2 separate regions of the Homo sapiens genome follow, and region 2 is linked to region 1. Evidence: chromatin loops called from intact Hi-C (ENCODE). Cell type or tissue: heart right ventricle. All regions are shown on one strand. Each heading gives the region's core, and the rest is flanking DNA. Links, peaks and the distances in the headings are about the cores only.

Evidence for each region. A loop is a pair of places that touch in the nucleus more often than their neighbours do. Peaks named below come from ENCODE experiments on the same cell type or tissue, not always from the same donor. Only the 100,000 strongest peaks of a DNase experiment are listed, where the experiment ranks them.
Region 2: a loop joins it to region 1, with 4 times the contacts of the local background. A loop is called at or near these places in 1 of 110 quality-filtered maps.

Annotation. Positions count from the first base shown.
Region 1 is chr6:25,775,090-25,779,485 of GRCh38, forward strand. SLC17A4 (solute carrier family 17 member 4) reads left to right here. Exons shown (of 12, transcript NM_005495.3): 9 at 1,506-1,638; 10 at 1,723-1,870; 11 at 2,837-2,927; 12 at 3,965-4,396. The coding sequence ends at 4,099. It also overlaps a transcript of SLC17A1 not described here. Among named protein-coding and RNA genes, the nearest start is that of SLC17A4, 23 kb to the left of the region's middle. In heart right ventricle, for the core only: no CTCF peak of the experiment used is centred there; no DNase peak of the experiment used is centred there; H3K27me3 peaks cover 607 bases.
Region 2 is chr6:25,833,956-25,838,351 of GRCh38, forward strand. It overlaps LOC124901285 (a long non-coding RNA gene), which reads left to right and starts at 2,199. Exons shown (of 2, transcript XR_007059518.1): 1 at 2,199-2,577. In heart right ventricle, for the core only: no CTCF peak of the experiment used is centred there; a DNase peak (open chromatin) is centred at 2,101; H3K27ac peaks cover 566 bases; H3K27me3 peaks cover 527 bases.

The DNA.
Region 1 (4,396 bases), core at 266-4,265:
GAGGATGAGGCAGGTGGATCATCTGAGGTCAGGTGTTTGAGACCAGCCTGGCCAACATGGTGAACCCCCTGTCTCTACTAAAACTACAAAAAATTAGCCAGGTGTTGTGGCATCTGCCTGTAGTCCCAGCTACTTAGGAGGCTGAGGCATGAGAATCGCTTGAGCTGGTGAGGTGGAGGTTTCAGTGAGCCGAGATTATGACATTGCACTCCAGCCTGGGCAACAAGAGCTAAACTCTGTCTAAAAAAAAAATAGAAAGACTGAAAAATCTTTCTTTCATTACTGTTCCTAATCTGCCCTGTCCTCCCAGCCCATTCCAATGATAATTCTTTCTATGTCTTTTTTCTTTTTCTTTCTTTCTTTTGAGACAACGTCTCACTGTGTTGCCCAGGCTGGAGTGCAGTGTTTCACTCATGGCTCACTAAAGCTTCGACCTCCCAGGCTCAAGCAATCCTCCTACCTCAGCCTCCTGAGTAGCTGGGACCACAGGCGTGTACCACCATGCCTGGCTAATTTTTTGTGGAGATGAGGTCTTGTTATATTGGCTAGGCTGGTCTCGAACTCCTGAGCTCAAGTGATCCTCCCACTACAGCCTCCCAAAGTGCTGGGATTACAGGTGTGAGCCACCATGGCTGGCCTAAATTTCCTATATATATTCTTTCTTTGTTTCTTTATGAGAATGCAAGCATACATGAATGTGTATTCTTATTTTCCCAACTTTTAAAATACAAAACAGTATACTTAGTAATATGCCGCTATGCTTATATACTAGGTTTTTGCCAATTAATATGTCATGGAAATCTTCATATCAGTACATGAGAACCTTGCTGAGCAGTATTTGGATTGTTTCCCATCTTTGAGCAATGCTGCAGTGAAAACCTTGTTCATTTCTCATACCTTTGTGCAACCCTCTGTGGAGTAAATTTCTGCATATGAGATTATTGAGTCAAAGGGTAAATGCACTATAAACTTTTATATTTGTTGTCAAATTGCCCTCAATAGAGCACCAGTAATATTTGTGAGAACCTGATTCTCCACAGTGTTAGCACAGAGCATGCCAAAAAAAAATGGGTGTTTTTGCCAATTTGATCCATGAAAAATAATATCTCACCATAGTTTTACTTTGTATTTCTTTCATTATGAGTAAAGTTGGATACCTTTTAACATGTTTAGGAGCCACTTATTTTTCTTTTTTTCTTCTTTTCTTTTTTAAATTGTCTGTTATTACCCTTTGCCTATTTTTGTACTGGGTTTTGGTCTTTTAAATATTTATTTCCAGGTGATTTTTATATATAAAGAGAGCCTTGTTCTTTTTTTTTTGCAAGCAGAGCTATGAACATATACATACTAAAAGTATATTGGCTCATTATAGTAACATGGAATTTGTATTAAAAGTGATGCGTATATAAAGAAAAGCCACAAATGTGGACAGTCTGTCCAAGGTTGTCTGTGTCGTGGTGGGGGTGGTAAGGGCACATGCACCTGACCTAGTCTCTGGTCCTCAGAGTGGGATCCTGTCTGCCTTGCCGTTTGTTGTTGGATGTATCTGCATTATCCTTGGAGGTCTACTGGCAGACTTTCTTCTCTCCAGAAAAATCCTCAGACTCATCACCATCAGGAAACTCTTCACTGCCATTGGTAAGGGAGAGACTGGACACAGGGGTGAACGTGGGAAGCTCAGAGCAGCCTTCAGTTTACTCTGTGTTTGTCCTCCTACCCCAGGGGTTCTCTTCCCATCCGTGATCCTCGTGTCCCTGCCCTGGGTCAGATCCAGCCACAGCATGACCATGACCTTCTTGGTGCTGTCTTCTGCCATCAGCAGCTTCTGTGAATCAGGAGCCCTTGTTAACTTCTTGGATATTGCTCCTCGGTAGGGACCTCTTTTGCCTCATCCTTTCAGACACTCAATTCAAGTCTAGCAGCCCTAAATCTACTCTGATGTGAAAGTAAAATGTGGCAGGTACAACAGGTTGCAGGAAATGTCAGCACCAGCTCTACATCCTACATCTAAATAATTCCTGGAAGAGACTCAAAGCTGGTGGACCATTGTGAACTTAGTTTTTCTGGGCGTGAACAAGAGGAGTCAGTGGCCATGCTCAGAGTCAACTGAGGGAGACTCACACAAACCTCTCTCTGTTGAGGAATGCAGCACTTGCCTAAGGCGGAATCACTGAAAGAAATCTTGAGATTCTATAGGGTATGCTCATGAAAATCTTTAATGAAGGCAAAGGACACAGGACTGCAGGAGAAATATCTGTCTCTGATACAGTAAAAACAGTTGACTGAGACTTCCAAACATAGCTCCCAGGGTGCTGTCCCAGTCAACAGGACATCCTTCATCTTCAGATAATGAACCACCAAGAAATGTGAGAGATGCCCTTGTCACAGGGGAGCCGACGTCTCATCTGGTGAGGGGTCTTTTATACCCACGGAGGGTATAAAAGTTACAAGATCAGACTCAACAGCAGAAGCCAAAACAACAACAACAACAACAACAACAACAACAACAACAACAACAAAAACCTTACAAACCAGGTGCAGACCATCAATCTGACCATCTTGCATAAACAATGTTGACAAGTTAATAGAGGTTACCCCCTTGGGAGTACCAGTCCCTAGCACAGGATTATACTAATCATTGGTCAGTACATTTCATTCAGGTTTCACCAAGGCTTACACAATTCCAGTCATCTCCAGAGGTAAGCACAGAGTTGCAGCAGACCAGCTGATATTAACCCTTTGTTTGCACAGGAATATTTGCCTCCCTCTCCCGGGTATTGAGACTTTCAAACGTAGGTATACTTGGTTATAATAGAGTACCATCTCTCTCTCTCAGGTACACTGGCTTTCTCAAAGGACTATTGCAAGTCTTTGCACACATAGCTGGAGCCATCTCTCCTACTGCTGCTGGATTTTTCATCAGTCAGGTGAGGTCAAATGTTCTGATGAATATTCATAAAAGAAACCTATAGAGGCATGGTTTTTTCACATATGCACGGCCTTGTATCCTAGAAGATGCTTTTAAAGTAGTCAAAAATAAACTAATTTACATGATGACTTAAGAATTAAAGAAACTTAAGATTCTTAAGTTTCCTAAGAATCTTACTGGTATAAACTTTACATGAATAAAGAAGTATGTGGCATTCTTATTTTCTGCCATATACTTCATTTACTGGAAAAAAACACTGCCATATACCATTCACTTACTGGTGAAAAACCACAGGAAAGTTAAAGAATGACTTTCCTGTGGTTTTTCACTGGTAAATCAGAAAAATAAATGAAGAATAACAAAGAAAGAGTATTCTTTATGAAATCAAGTCCCTTCTCTTTTCTTGAAGCTTCAGTTCCCTCCCAGGCACTAGCATACTGTCAGGAAATGGTTGTTTAAAATGGAAATTCTCAAACTGCTCTTGTTTCTCCTGTCATTCAATGACTTATTCATTCATTCATTCAATAAATATTAAACAGTAGTATGTGCTACGTGCTATTTAAGTGAATGAAACACAATTCCTTCCCTTGTGAAACCTATATTGTAGAAAAGAAACAGAAAGAAATCTATGGAAGTAAAATATATGACATATTGAATGGTAACAGGAGAATAGCAAATGCTTAGCAAATGCTAAGAGGAGAATAAAGCACAAGGGGTGGAATTTCTAACTACAATGATCAAGGAAGGACTCACCGTAATCACTTGCTTAAAAAGAACACTTAAGCAAGGACTGAAAGGGAGTGAAGATGTGAGACAAATAGGTATCTGGAGGAGGAGCGTTCCAGCCAAGGAAATGCCCAGTGCTTTGGACTCATGGCAGAAATGTACTTGAGTATTCTAGGACCAACTGGGAAGCCCATGGAAGCCAGAGTGGAGGTCGGGGAGGGAGCAGGAGGACACAGAGCCAAAGCCTTTCTGAACCAAGAGGGACAGGAATTGGGTGACCGTTAATAACTTGTAATTTTCTGCCTCCAGGATTCAGAGTTTGGTTGGAGAAATGTCTTCTTGCTTTCAGCTGCTGTTAACATATCGGGCCTGGTTTTCTACCTCATCTTTGGCCGAGCAGATGTGCAGGACTGGGCTAAAGAGCAGACATTCACCCACCTCTGAGCAAACCGAGAGATGTGCTAGATCCTGGTGCTTAGTTCATCATTGTTTTCCCTCACAGACATTTCTCTTTCATGCCTGCTTGACTGATAAGCCATTAGCTAGACCCTGACTATGTAACGCTAAAGATTTTACCATGCCTGGAAATTTTACAGGGGAAGAAAACACGCTAGTTATTTAACTGCAAGCTACTAAAAGCATAGGTGTGTTGAGATTTCTGTGTTCTCCACTCTTCCACTGTTATCCTAGTAAAAGCATCAGGGGCTGGGGACAATTTCTTTCCAAAGCAAAAGAGGAAGC
Region 2 (4,396 bases), core at 134-4,133, 59 kb after region 1:
ATTTGCTTGATTTAAGTGAGGATTTGAATAGGATCCACATAATGGCGCTTAATTGTTACGGCTGTCATGTCTCTTATTTTATAATAATCCCCTCTCCCAGTTTACATTTGCCATTACTTAAAAACAACAACAATAAAACAGGATCCCTTGCAGAGTGTCTCTCCTAATTGGTTTGGCTAATAGCTCGCTTTTAGGATTATTTGATATATTTTTGTATTTCCTTACATCCTGCAAACCGTGAGGTTTATATAGAGGCTTGGTTAGATTCAGCACAAAAACAATTCACAGGGATATGGGATGATACAGGGTACTATCGCTCCGTGTTGGGAGGCACATAATAGCAGGTTGTCTCACTTTTAGTGGTAGTAAGATTAATCAGTAGTTTCAGATATTCTTAGCCTGACTTATTAATAAAGTTTTCACCAACATTTCACCTATGGCTTTTAGCTACAGTTAGTAAATGTTGCCTAGATCTATCATTTGATTAGAAGTTATAAAATGGGCCGGGCGCGGTGGCTCATGCCTGTAATCCCAGCACTTTGGGAGGCCGAGGCGGGTGCATCACAAGGTCAGGAGATCGAGATCATCCTGGCTAACACGGTGAAACCCCGTCTCTACTAATAATACAAAAAATTAGCCGGGCATGGTGGCAGGCGCCTGTAGTCCCAGGTACTCGGGAGGCTGAGGCAGGAGAATGGCATGAACCCGGGAAGCGGAGCTTGCAGTGAGCAGAGATTGCGCCATTGCACTCCAGCCTGGGTGACAGAGCGAGACTCCGTCTCGAAAAAAAAAAAAAAAAAGAAGTTATAAAATAGTGATTTTCTAATTCTATCATGTCTCCTTCATTTATGAGCTAGAATTTTTTTATAAAAAAGGAAATTTACTTTATCAAACATTTGGTAAGCTGGAAATACAGATTTAATAGGAAAGTTACCATAGTTACTTGATAAAGTTCTAAAATAAGTTAGTGTCTTAGCAAAAATGACCAAGTACTATTATGACCTCATGGATTTTATTTGATGTTTTACAGTCTATTGCAGTTCTTATTCCTTTTCGATGCTCCAATTGTTCCTTCTTTGGTCAGTGGGAGTCCCTTCAAGCTGATTTCCATGTCATTATGATATGACTCTTGTGGTCTTGAATAGCTTTCTTGTCTTCCAACACACAAAAAACTTTCCAGCTTCCTCTTATATATTTTCTTTTTTTTCTTTTCTATTATCAGATCTGGGCTTTCTTAGGAAGTGCTGGCTCCTTTCAGCAGGAAATAATGTTTAGAGACCACACTCTGAACACTAAGTGCTCATTGTTCCTGGCTCTCACTGCTTTTAGATGTTTTCAGTGGAAGAACTTGAAAAGGGTATTTTTTTGAAAAGAAATTATAATTTTTTCCTTGTATTTCTAATTCAAATTTAGGATTAGGGCTATTCTCAAAATTCCTTTGATTTTATAGTCTTACATATTTCTCTTTTGTTGAATATCTTTGTTCCCAATGAATATACTTTTTTGCTTTATTATAGCATGCCTGTATTAACATGAAAATAATACTAATAGGATTGCCAAAATCAACTGCTGCCTTCCCCAGAAACAGATCCTGAGATGAAGATTAATGTTAAAGTGATGTAATGGTATTTTCGGGAAAACAAACCAACAACAAAAATAGTAAGGAGGTTGGGAAGTGGGCAGGGAAAGAAAGGAGACCAAACAAGGGTACAAAAACAAGCCAAGTCTGGAGGAAGGTAATTTTGGACTAATGCTACAAGAGAGCAGTGGGAACAGTGTAGTCTGCACCTCAGATTCATCCTAACCAAAGGTACAGAAGTTAGAGTATTTATATGCCAGTATCCATCAGTGGTTGGCTACAGGGTATCAGGTTTTGAAGGGAAGGCATGGGTTAAAGAAAGACATACACACACACACACACACACACACACACAGAGAGAGAGAGAGAGAGAGAGAGAGAGAGACTGGCTTAACAGCAAATGCTGGCTTTATGTCCAGCATTAGACCTACAGATGTGGGAGACCAGCTTAATGTCAGGGCCCACCGCTGCTTAAAGACTGGGGCAATTTATAGCTCTGGGCAGGAGGGATCTGGCAGGGGCGCGGCCTAATGCCTGGGAAAATGTTGATTACGTGTTCCCAGGATGAGGCCGTTCTAGCCCTTTTTCCGGCTGAATGTGGTGTTCTTTGCACTTTCACACTTTCTCCCAGCAGAATATGATAAGAGGCAGGCTGTTTCTTATGGCCCAAACCCCCATGGAATGTTTCACTTTGACCAAGGTCTGAGAAATGGCGGTGGGGGAGGCTTACAAAGTGGTGTAGTTTGGACTAACATTCTTGCCTTCTACTTTAATATAAAAGGGAAAGGGGTGTTGTTGACTATCTGGTTGCTTCCTGCTGAACAGGGGCTCTGTTATCAGGGTTGGGGTTTTGAAGTAGTGGGTGTCCAACTTCAGAGTTGTTTTCCTGGAGCTGCTGATACCAAACTTGGCAGAGGAGAAGGATGGCATCAATGGGTTTCTGGGTGGTTGCCTGGACAAGGGAGTTCAGCCTTCGGGAGATAAAGCAGGATATGCAGGTGAGTACACATGGGCCAATTGTTAGTATTTGGAGGAGGAAGGTTAGGGGTCCTAAGAAAGCGGTTACCCAAGGCGTATACTTTAGGAGGGATGACCCGTGCTACCAAGAGTTAGTGACTTGATGTTGGATTTCTGCATCCCTGTTACGGAGCCCATGGGCTTCTTCGCGAACAATACCAGATTCATAAACATTAAAAAGCATTCTTCTTGGAGATATACACATGTGCCCCCATTTTCAGTGATTAGCAGGTCTAGGACCCTTTGGTTTTGGAGAATGACTCCCACAAGAGAGTTTATCTGCCTTGGGAGGCTTGCAATGGAAGTATGCATGTCCTCTAAGGTATTATAGAGGACTGTAGAGATTTTTTCAATATAGGGAAGTTGAGGTTGATATACTTGCTATTCCAGTGCCAAGTGCATCTGAGATGCTTAATCCTGTTACCAGAGGAATAAGATGTAGAGCCCGCTTAGTGCGTGTGGAGGAAGATGAAACAGAAGCTACCAAAGGAACCTGGATGGTCTGGTTGTTTAGCAAAATGCTAATGTTTGAAGATTGAAACCAGGGTGTACGTTCTTGACCAAATTGCCGGCAAGCAAAGATAAGAGTTTGTGCCATACAGAAAGAAAAGACCGGGGATTGAGAGGCAAAAGTTGTAAGTGAATGTAGCGAGCTATGAGAAGATAGATAGGGGTTGAATCCCGGACAAACTTTTTGTTCCGACATTTTGTTTCTCCAGGTTGAATAGCTATTAGCAAGGGAAGCCCCTGTGAGGGTCTGATAGGGAATGTTGGTGTGGGAGGATGTGAAGGCTGTTTGGTTTTGGAGAGAGAGAGAGAAATGGGTTTTTGTTAACTAACAGCCATTGTGGCCCTGATGGGGCAGAAGGATATAGATTGCAGTTGAGGGAATTGTGTGTGCATTTTTTTTACCAGGGGGTAACCTTGGGTTGGATACATGAAAAGCTGGGCCAGCACAGAGGGGAGGGATTGATAAGAGGTGTTTTATGGAATCGGGCTTGTAACATGTTTAGTTTAGAGGTTATGAGGTGAAGGATGGTGACGACCCTATGTGTGATGATGTGAGTGGATTTGATAGATTGGAGGGAAAGGTGTTTAGCTGAGAAAGATTATAAACAGATTTCAGGAGTGGATTGGCTGAGTAGGTAAGATGCAGGTTTATTCTGGACCAGGGTTATGTAGTTAGGTTAACAGAAAGGGCAGTGAACTTCTGGATTTGTGTGGACTAACAAATTTAACAGTTGGAAGAAAGACGGGTGTGTGACTGATTTAAGAGGCAATGTGTGAGGTTGACGACGGGGGCCTGACTGCCAGAGGTTGGGTGGGGTGGGGGGAACTTAGAGTACCCCACAGACAAAGAAGACAAAAGGAGAAAAAGGAGATTTGAGAAGGAGTGAATATTTGGAAGGCCCTGCAGCCATAGCTCCTGGATTAATGTGAGAAATTGGAGTTGACTATTCAGGGATCTGGGTAGGGAATACCAGGAAATATCTGAAACAAGATATGAGATAAAAGATTTACAACTGGAGTTGGAGAGTGTTATGGACTAGGGCCTTCTGGATTGGCAACTTCAGGAATTTTTAAGTGCAGTGAGGTTGGTCCTGTGAGGGAGGAAGAATATTTTGGGGGTGAGGAAATTGCTGAATGTGGATCTGGTGCTCTTTTTAGTTTGGAATGGTGTGTCCAGTGTGGAAAAGATGTTAGCTTTGCCTCTGTGGGAGTAGCTAGGATAACCTGGTGAGGGCCCAACCACTTAGGTTGGAGAGGGGCAGAGGAGTCTGCGATACAAACCCAGTCCCC